Linked DNA regions of Homo sapiens: region 2 is linked to region 1. Evidence: chromatin contacts called from ENCODE Hi-C or POLR2A ChIA-PET data. All regions are on one chromosome and are shown on one strand. Each heading gives the region's core, a stretch centred on a gene start or an enhancer-like site at or near the end of the contact. The rest is flanking DNA. Distances are from core to core; before and after follow the strand shown. Region 1 overlaps RAP1GAP2 (RAP1 GTPase activating protein 2). Region 2 overlaps RAP1GAP2 (RAP1 GTPase activating protein 2).

Region 1 (5,299 bases), core at 2,690-5,189:
CACGGCCATCTGCTGTCCGCCCCACCCCTCCCAGGGCTGGTCTGAGTTACATCCCCTGCAACTGCCAGGCCGCGGAGCCCAGTGGCCACTGTGCACTCTGCACCATACTTGGCCTCTCAGCAGCAGCTGGCACTGCTGCCGGTCCCACCACCGTGAAATGCTTCTCCCTCCATGTCCGGGCCCAGCCTCCTCTGCAGAGACCCCAGCACCACCTCGAGGTGCCGCCTCAGGAACCTCTCTTCCTGCTCTATCCTCTCCCTGGAGAGCTCACTCATCCCAAAGCTTCCATTCCCTTCTCTAGGAGAAGGGCTCCCAGATGTTTACCTCCAGCACAGAATGTTCTTCTGAGCCTCAGGCACGTCCAACTCAGTGCTTAGAGCTGACCCCTCGACAAGGCGCAGTGGCTCACACCTGTAATCCCAGCACTTTGGGAGGTCAAGGCGGAAGGATGGCTTGAACCCAAGAGTCTCAGACCAGCCTGGGCAACACAGCAAGACCTTGTCTCTACAGAAAATTTTTAAATTAGCTGGGCTCGGTGGCACATGCCTATATTCCCAGCTACTCGGGAGGCTAAGATGGGAGGATCCTTGAGCCCGAGGTTGCAGTGACCTTGGAATGAACCACTATCCTCCAGGCTGAGTGACAGCGCACGACCCTGTCCCTAAAATTTTTTTTTAATTTAAAAGAAGAAGAATTGAATCCTAATCCTCCCTCCTGCACCAACCTTTATCTCAGAGAATGGTTGTCCCATGTATCTACTGGCTACAAACCTGGGAGCCATTCTCGCCGCCTCCTTCTCCCCAAATCTCATATCTCATCAATTCACCACCTGCAAAATCTGAGCTCCAACCACTTCCAAACAACCCCACCGGCCCCTCCGAGTCAGGCTTCCATCTCTTCCCCTGGATCCTGCAGCAGCCTCAGCTCATCCCCTCTCCACTCTGTTCCCTGCCATGCATTCGCCATATGACGCCAGGTGATTTTCCAAAGGTCTCATCTTAATCCTCTGGGTAACATCGTCAATGACTCCAGTGCTCTTAACTAGGAATAAACTCTAAAATCTTCAGCAGAATGTCCAAGCGTCTGCTTGATCTGGTCCCTGCCTGCATGCCCAGCCTCTCCAACACTAACTCCGGCTTCACCAGCTGTTCTGATCTCCCTCCGGTTCCTCTTGCTGTCGCCTTCTCTCTCTCGGCTGCCTGAACGCATGTGCAGAGGCCCACAGCAGTGCTTCTCAAGCTGCCCTGTGTATACAAATCACCGGAAAATGACGGTAAAATGCTGACTCTGGGCCAGGCGTGGTGGCTCACGACTGTAATCCCAGCACTTTGGGAGGCCGAGGCGGGCGCATCACGAGGTCAGGAGTTCGAGACCAGCCTGGCCAACATGGTGAATCCCCGTCTCTACTAAAAATACAAAAGTTAGCCAGGCGTGGTGGCACGCACCTGTAATCCCAGCTACTCGGGAGGCTCAGGTAGGAGAAGCGCTTGAACCCAGGAGGTGGAGGTTGCAGTGAGCCAAGATCGCGCCACTGCACTCTGGCTCGGCGACAGAGCAAGGCTCTGTCTCAAAAAAATAAAAAAGCTGACTCTGATTCAGTGGTCTGGGGTGGAACCTGAGATTCTGCATTTCTAAGGGGCTCGCAAATGGTGCAGGTGTTGCTGGTCCCTTGGCCTCCCTTTGAACAGCAAGAATCTAGAACACTCTCCTCCACTCGGACTCCACCTTAGCCTAACTAGCACCTATCCAATTTTCAGGGCTCAGCTGAAACATCATTTCCTAACAAAAAGCCCTACCTGACCCTCTCCGAGACTAGGTTAGAGTCCCCCCACCTCCTAACCTTACGTTCCCCCTGAGCTATGCTGTGCTTCACCTTTAGAATATTCACCACGTTTAACTGTGCAGCCCTCATTCCTGACATTATTTTTCCATTTTTGGCTCCCTAGCTAGACGACAAGCTCTAGGAGAGCAGGGACCACAATGTCTGGTTTACTACAAGGTCCCCAGAACCGAGCACTGGGCCTGGCTGAGCATGCGCACATGTGGCGGAAAGCTGTGGGTCTTGCCTGCCCCGCATCCCTTCCCCTTCTTCTCATGGTACCACCGCCATTTCCCTCTAGGACCTACCCCTCCCTCATTCTCAGTTCTTATGGTTTAGGTGGGCGGTCATGAGACCCAGGTCTGGCCAATCAGAGCCTTTCATCTTTCTGGTGCCGGTAATTGGTTCAGGGACAAACATGTGACCTAAGCCAGCCAATGAGCTTCTTCCCTGGGACTTTGTTAGAACTACTGGGGGAAAAAAATACTTTTCTTTTCACTGGGGTTACTTCACAGGTAGGAGCTGCTACCACCCTTCGGCTGCCACAAAGGCAGCTTGACAAAGAATGAAACCAACACAGAAGAGAGAAAGAATGAGACTGATCTTGCGGATGCAGTCATGCCTGCCGTCTATGCTTGCAATTACAAAGGCAAAAAATACCCTTTTATGACTAAGCCAGAGTGAGTTATGTTTCTGTCACTTACAACCAAGAGTCCTAACTAATACAAAATTCAAATAAATACTGGGTATTAAATGAATTAAATGAGTACATGAGTAAGTAAAATCTGCCAAGAGAATTCAGGGACTCCTCCTAGGAGACTGTCAGACTTCTCCCTGCAAACTCCTGCCATCTGTGAGGACAGAGACAAGCATCCCACAGCCACCTTTGTAGACCAAGGGGACACTCGGAATGGTGACAGGCTTCTTAGCATTACCCTGTGCAAAGAGCTGGCCCAGCACCCGGCTCAGATACCAACACTGAGCTGGGTGCTGGGGCAGGCACTAGGCTAGTGAAGGTGGTCTGGCTTCCACTGCCCTCTGGGTACTGCACAAGGAAGACAGCACAGCTCTCCTTGGTCAGCCCTGCACCCTGTCCTGCCCCCCCGCCCACCGCTGACCACTTAACCCACCCAGGGCAGGCTCTGGCTACCCCTCAACACACAGGCTCCTCGAGGCATACCACATGGCTCTGTATGTGATGGGTATCGGATACAGGACAACAACAGGAAGATGGATGGGTTTTATCTGCTTCCTATGGGTTGTCATCTTGCAAAAGATTAGGTTCAGGGAAGAGGAGGGGTGATGCAGAGCAGTGAGGAAGAGATGCCTGATGATCTCCCTGTGAGCCACTCAGAGCACAGCCCCAGGACAGAGAGGAGCTGGCCTAGATGTCCCCTCAGATGACTCAGGAGGCAGGTGACTTCTTCAGCACTAGTCCTCACTCACTCCACAGAGTGTGAAGGAAGGAGGGAGGCAGGGAGGGAGGGAGGGAGAGCGTGCATGCCAGCCTATGCAGAAACACTGGCTGAGCCAAAAGTCTCCTCTGAGGACCAGCTCAGGCCTGTGTGGCCATCCTGCCGAGGCGTCGGACTGAAAAGTGATGGGGGAAGGTCATGGTGGCAGAAGGGCACTGCTCCCTCGGCTCCCGTCCAGGAGTGAGAAGGTCCTGGGCCTAGCAGCCTGGACTGTGGTCTCCCCAGGAAAAAGGCTCACGAAGGAAGTGCTGATAAGAAAATAACTGCCACCCCGACCCGAACCTCCAGCCAACCCTTCCATGGGGACTGCCGTGAACAGGCCCAGCTCAGAAGGGCCAGCCAGAGGCCGGCAGACCAGCATGCAAATGCCCTTCAAGTCCCAGGAGGGCCACAGCCCAGCCCCAGGCAGTCCTTCTGGGCAGCTGCCTTCTATCCCCCGGCTTCCTCCTGGCTGGGCCCCTTGTTCCCAAACTCCACTACCAATTACCAAGAGTCCTGCCAACCCCATTTCAACCCCAATGTCCTCACCGCCCCTTGACACAGACACCCTGAGTCTCTTGTCATGCTTCCCCCGCACTGGTGCTTAACTGAACATCACCTCCTCCGAGGTGTCAGGACACTCCACAGCCCCACTGCGACGGACGCTGCTGGGCCTGGAGCCAAAGCCACAGCAAGGCCTCACAACTTCCCCACACTCTCCCCTCCCTGCCTTCCTGAATCGAAGCCTCTTACCTTCATGGTGGGAGGTGCCGTGAGAGGAGGGGAGAGCGGCCGGTCTGGGAGGGTCGCATCCGAGCTGTTGGCCAGCTCCTGCTTCCTGTGAAGAGGCCAAAAGAGGTGAGTGAGGACCTGCCTGCGCCTTCCCTTCTCTCCTCCAAGAGTGACTGGGCTCTCGGACACAGTTTAACATACAATGCAGGCTGGGTTGGGTGGCTCACGCCAGTAATCCCAGCACTTTGGGAGGCCGAGGCAGACGGATCACCTGAGGTCAGGAGTTCAAGACCAGCCTGACCAACATGGTGAAACCCCATCTCTACTAAAAATACAAAAAATTAGCTGGGCGTGGTGGTGCACGCCTGTAGTCCCAGCTACTAGAGAGACTGAGGCAGGAGAATCACTTGAACCTGGGAGGTGGAGGTTGCAGTGAGCCAAGATGGCGCCACTGCACTCCAGCCTGGGCAACAAGAATGAAACTCCGTTTCCAATTAAAAAAAAAAATACAATGCAGAAACCAGAATTGGGAGCATTTTCTTTACTCCAATGCACCAAAATCTAAAGCAGTGCTACTCTAAGTATGGTCCCTGGACCACCAGCGGCACCTGGGAACTCGAAAGACATGCACATTTGCAGGTGCACACCAGGCTCTCCAGTGATGAGCCCAGGAACCTGCGCTCCAACGAGCTCTCCAGGTCATTCTGCTACACGGCAAAGTCTGAGAACCACGGGGCTAAAGAGATCCAGGACTGGGGCTGGGTGTGAGAAGAGGAGGGGAGAAACGCGGATTCATTCTCCCTTGAGCCCCTCTGCACGTACACACACACACACACACACACACACACACACACACACAGGCCCTGGTCAAAAAGCTGTCCTCGGGAGACAGGGCTGCCTGCCGTGCAACCGCAGGTAAAACTTAACTTAGTCCATGTGGGCTAGGACGGTAGAGAGGCAGCTAAACAGAGTTGTGTCACCATGGCAACATGACTGCGACAAGTTTGCCGCGCTCACACACTCCCCACTTTCCATCTGGCCCTCGCTGGTGACCGGGGAGTGCTGTGTGCGGTCCCATCACCAAGCAGACGGTTTGGCATGGGATCAGCCTTCAGAGCCACGGCTGCACAACAGGGCCAGCTGGGCAGAGCCTGGGGAATTCCCGGGTGAGGGACTCCAGTGTCCTGAACAAGCTCTGGCTGTACCCAGGAGGGGACGAGGGGGCTGGGAGAACCGTATTAAAAGCCGAAGAGGGCCGGGCTGAGCCGTCAAAGCCCCCAACTTTACAAGTGTG
Region 2 (4,823 bases), core at 2,000-4,499, 120 kb before region 1:
GGGGCGAGCTGGACCCACGGCCACTCTGCTCAAACCACGTGCCCCCTCAAAGCAGGCAGGGGAAGAGGCCTCCTGGGGTGGTCCCTCACAGTGCTGACTCCCGACAGGGAGGGAGAACACACCTCAGCCCAGGGCCTCCGCCAAAGACACAAGGAGGGAACAGCTGCCTGAGGGCAGGGGAGCAAGGGAGCCCTCAGGAACTCCTCCCTCCTGGGTCAGAAGCGGGCTTGGGCGACTCCCCTTCTGCCTGCGGGAACCAGACCCCATCGGTGGAAGGGAGGCCTAACTAGTACGTCTAGTCCAGTGTCACTGGGAACCCCCTTCCCATCCGCACACAGGCCATCTGCCCCTCCTTCCCCATTGCAGGTCTTCAGGGGCGAGTAGGAGACTCTTTGGACATCCCCAGCTGGCGGCATCTCTCCGGCCATTCTGAGGTTACAAGGCCTCTAGTTCCCTGATCTAAAAGAAACACACGTCCCCCCTCACGGCCACAGCAGGACATTCACTCAACCCACCTTGGACAGGCGAAGGACTCCACTTTCACATTAGTGACCCTGTTTCAACAAAAATCCATACAGGAGTTTAAATAACCAGACAGCACAGGTCCCTTCCACGGCGGCTCTGTGCACTCAGCTCTCAACAGTCTGGTGAGCTCAGGAAGGGATTCAGGACCCCAGGAACAAGCACTTCCCACCTCACATCTGGACCTGGAGTTCTCGATAGTCTGGCGAGCTCAGAAAGGGACTGGGGGACCCGGGAACCAGCCCTTCCCACCTCACATCTGGACCTGGAGCTCTCGATAGTCTGGAGAGCTCAGGAAGGGATTCGGGACCCAGGAACCAGCCCTTCCCACCTCACATCTGGACCTGGAGCTCTCGATAGTCTGAAGAGCTCAGGAAGGGATTCGGGACCCAAGAACCAGCCCTTCCCACCTCACAACTGGGCCTGGAGCTCTCGATAGTCTGGAGAGCTCAGGAAGGGACTGGGGGACCCAGGAACCAGCACCTTCCACCTCACATCTGGACCTGGAGCTCTCGATAGTCTGGTGAGCTCAGGAAGGGATTCGGGACCCAGGAACCAGCCCTTCCCACATCACATCTGGACCTGGAGCTCTCGATAGTCTGGAGAGCTCAGGAAGGGACTGGGGGACCCAGGAACCAGCCCTTCCCACCTCACATCTGGACCTGGAGCTCTCGATAGTCTGGTGAGCTCAGGAAGGGATTCGGGACCCAGGAACCAGCCCTTCCCACCTCACATCTGGACCTGGAGTTCTCGATAGTCTGGCGAGCTCAGAAAGGGACTGGGGGACCCAGGAACCAGCCTTTCTCACCTCACATCTGGACCTGGAGCTCTTGATAGTCTGGTGAGCTCAGGAAGGGATTCGGGACCCAGGAACCAGCCCTTCCCACCTCACATCTGGACCTGGAGTTCTCCATAGTCTGGCGAGCTCAGAAAGGGACTGGGGGACCCAGGAACCAGCACCTTCCACCTCACATCTGGACCTGGAGCTCTCGATAGTCTGGAGAGCTCAGGAAGGGACTGGGGGACCCAGGAACCAGCACCTTCCACCTCACATCTGGACCTGGAGCTCTCGATAGTCTGGTGAGCTCAGGAAGGGACTGGGGGACCCAGGAACCAGCCCTTCCCACCTCACAACTGGGCCTGGAGCTCTCGATAGTCTGGAGAGCTCAGGAAGGGACTGGGGGACCCAGGAACCAGCACCTCCCACCTCACATCTGGGCCTGGCCGTGTCCAGAGGTGTAGCTCCACCTTGGGAGTTGTGGCAAAGGTGGCTGGAACCCGGAGACACGGCCTGCACCTGCTGGAGCCAGACGTCCCCAGAGCTTCCCCTGCCTCCTTCGGGGAGCCCCCTCTGGGATGTCTGAACCCTCTTCCTCTGGCCTCAGGAAGGAAGGCTGGGCCTCTGCAGAAAGTGGAGTGTGGGGTGTGGGAGGCGCATCCTTACCGCACCAGAGCTGGCATGGCTGAGCTTGTCAAAGCGGAATTTCAGGTTCGATCTCGGGGAGTTTCTGCTTTTGGCATCTAAGAAAAAGAACGGCCATGAAAGGAGGGTGGAGCTGTGGAGGCCACTGGGGCTGTGTGTGGGGACTGGCTAGGGAGGCCAGGGGAAGGGGGCCTCCTGCCCTCCACCAGGACCAGGCACCCTAGCTGACCTGTGCCGACCCACGAGAGCCAACTCCTAGATTATAGAATTGTGGTGAGCTGGTTGTTCAACTCAGGCCATTTTTTAAAGTTGAATTATATATAAGCTTACAGTTCAATAAATTATATTCAACAGAGGTAATAAATACTTGAAATTCGTCACTTCCTACTTATTTTTCTCTGTTTTACGATTATCTGTGCTCTTACGTCTATTGTATCCATGTGGTAGAAACACCCTAAAGATGGTGGCTACAGTATATCTTCTTCCCAAGTCCACGTTCGAGGACATCACGTCAGTAGCTTGAGATCAGCCACGACAAGTGTATTTACACCACAGAAACTGGTACATGCTACAAATCATGACTTGATTGATTGTTTTGTTGTCTAGACTTAAGGAACTAATAGAAAAAAAGGAATTTACATGAAACTTCAAAACATGCTGTGTCTGCAGCGATTACATTGTGAATAGCACAAAAGAAAACTGAGGAAATATCCTTCCGGGGTTTGAAAACTTTTCTCGGATACAGCAAGGAAATGACTCATGTCACTGACGAATGAAGTTCTCTTAATACAAAATACTCATGGCCGGGCGCCATGAGAGTGAGTGTGTGTGTGTGTGTGTGTATAATATATATTATACATATGTATATACATATAACATATAATATATATGTATATATAATATATACATATATGTATATTATGTGTATCTATAACATATGTATATTATATGTATATACTATATATGTATATATAATATATACATATAAAATACTTATTAACAAACATGGTAATATCAGTCCACATTCATGTCAGAATTACACACATTCATCTCCTGCAGCCTTAAGTTGGCTACAGATAAAAAGGTGAAGCAAACACCACTAAAAGCATTCTGTGAGAATCAGTTGGACATATGGGACTTATGGTAAAGAATATTATCTAGTATTTGTACACTGGGTTTGACATCCATCGTATAATAAAATTCCGTTAAGTGTGTGTGAGTGGTGGCAGAGCCCGGTGTCAACATTTCCCGCTGTGCCCCGCTGGCAGGAGGGCCACTTGACTTTCTGGCTGTCCTCTGGCCGAGGGTATGGAAAGCTTAGTGCAGCCTTCCTGGAAGCTGCTGGCTGGTTCGTGGTGCTTCGAATCGAGGAGTTCCACCCAGGGCTACAACACCTCTGTGTAACCTATCAGTCCTCTTCTGTGCCCCAGGAAGCCCAGGTAGGAAATGACCATGATCAGATATCTGACATTATGGAGACTGTACGTCAGGACGTCAGGCCACCTCTCCCCACTCCACCCTGCCTCTCCCCAGACTCAGCCAAACAGCATGAAACCGGTTCCCAGATCCCCCCAAGCCCACCCTGATCCAGTGGGTACCAAGCACATCTTTCGTGGGCTGGGGGTGAAAAGCAGCCCATCGGGGTTAAATACTGTGTGGAGAAAAGGTGTGTAAGAGGCAGCCTCACCGTGTGGTGTGGGAAGCACCGGCCATAAGTCACCAGACCCGCTCCAGGTCCCTTCCGCCCTCGGTGACCTTCAGCAACCTGCAGAGACTCTCTAATTCCTTTACTCAAAACCTTCCTTACTTTGACGTTTATTTAACACCAAGTGGGGGCCAGGCTTGCTTACAGATTCTTTCATTCATTCCTTCAATATTTAAGTCTTATTTAGAAAACAAAACAAAACAAAACAAAAACACCAGGTCAGGCGCGGTGGCTCACGCCTGTAATCCCAGCACTTTGGGAGGCCGAGGTGGGTGGATCACGAGGTCAGGAGTTCGAGACCAGCCTGGCCAACATGGTGAAACTGTGTCTCTACTAAAAATAAAAAAATTAGCCGGGCATGTGGCACATGCCTGTAATCCCAGCTACTTGGAAGGCTGAGGCAGGTGAATCACTTGAACCTGGGAGGCGGAGGTTGCAGTGAGCCGAGATTGCGCCATTGCACTCCAGCCTGGGTGGCAGAGTGAGACTCCATCTCGAAAAAAAATCAGGGAATTTGTATTTCCACCCCCTTTTACAGATGAGGAAACTGAGGCTCAGAGACGTGGACCTGTCAATGCTACAACCAGGATTTGAACCCAGCTCCGCAGCTGCCCAACCACAGGGGGCTGAATGAGAGGAGGCACGTGAACTCTTCCACTCACTGAGAAACACGCATGCAAAGGGTCACTGGCTGTGGAATCACGATCTTCCCTTCATCTCTGACCCTGCAGGTTCCCTTTGCAACATCCCTTCGCTGTGTGAACCCCAGGAACATTTTGGCTTCAGCCACCCTGAAGGCCTGTTGGCCCTTCCTGTGTTTCTACCATTGAGACTAGAGTTTTTCAACCGAATGTCATTTGGGGTCAGAGAATTATTTGTCTGATGTGGCTAGGGGGCTGTCCTGTACATTGCTTATCAGCTTCCGTGACCTCTGCCCACTAGATGCCAGTAGCACCCCTCCAAAATTGTGAAAATTAAAAATGTCGCCAGACATTGCCAGACATCCATGGGGTAGCAAGACTGCCCCCGGCTCAGAACCGCTGACTACACTATTGTCTCATTCCCATTCTTTAACCAACACCGAGGTTAACAGTTCCAGGCCTCGTACAAGCATGAGCTCCTTTCATCTTCATACAACCAACCCTCTGAGGCAGACACGACTCTTCCCCTCCC

The links. Hi-C counts contacts between places; a loop is a spot of excess contacts on that map. ChIA-PET counts read pairs that join two places held with the same protein, here RNA polymerase II (POLR2A). Pooled maps may share reads with other maps.
Region 2: a loop to region 1 is called in a pooled map, with 2.2 times the contacts of the local background. The contact joins two enhancer-like sites. A Hi-C loop is called at or near these places in 2 of 50 pooled maps. POLR2A ChIA-PET finds 5 or more read pairs at or near these places in 3 of 52 experiments (HEK293T, Panc1 and activated T-cell).

Annotation. Positions count from the first base shown.
Region 1 is chr17:2,904,096-2,909,394 of GRCh38, reverse strand. RAP1GAP2 (RAP1 GTPase activating protein 2) reads right to left here. Exons shown (of 25, transcript NM_015085.5): 3 at 4,027-4,111. Among named protein-coding and RNA genes, the nearest start is that of RAP1GAP2-AS1, 59 kb to the left of the region's middle. Within about 2 kb of position 3,939, at least 6 of the 41 ENCODE cell types and tissues checked have a DNase peak (open chromatin) inside an H3K27ac peak, as active enhancers do.
Region 2 is chr17:3,028,142-3,032,964 of GRCh38, reverse strand. RAP1GAP2 (RAP1 GTPase activating protein 2) reads right to left here. Exons shown (of 25, transcript NM_015085.5): 23 at 1,967-2,043; 24 at 516-554. The coding sequence ends at 546. Among named protein-coding and RNA genes, the nearest start is that of OR1D5, 33 kb to the left of the region's middle. Within about 2 kb of position 3,249, at least 5 of the 41 ENCODE cell types and tissues checked have a DNase peak (open chromatin) inside an H3K27ac peak, as active enhancers do.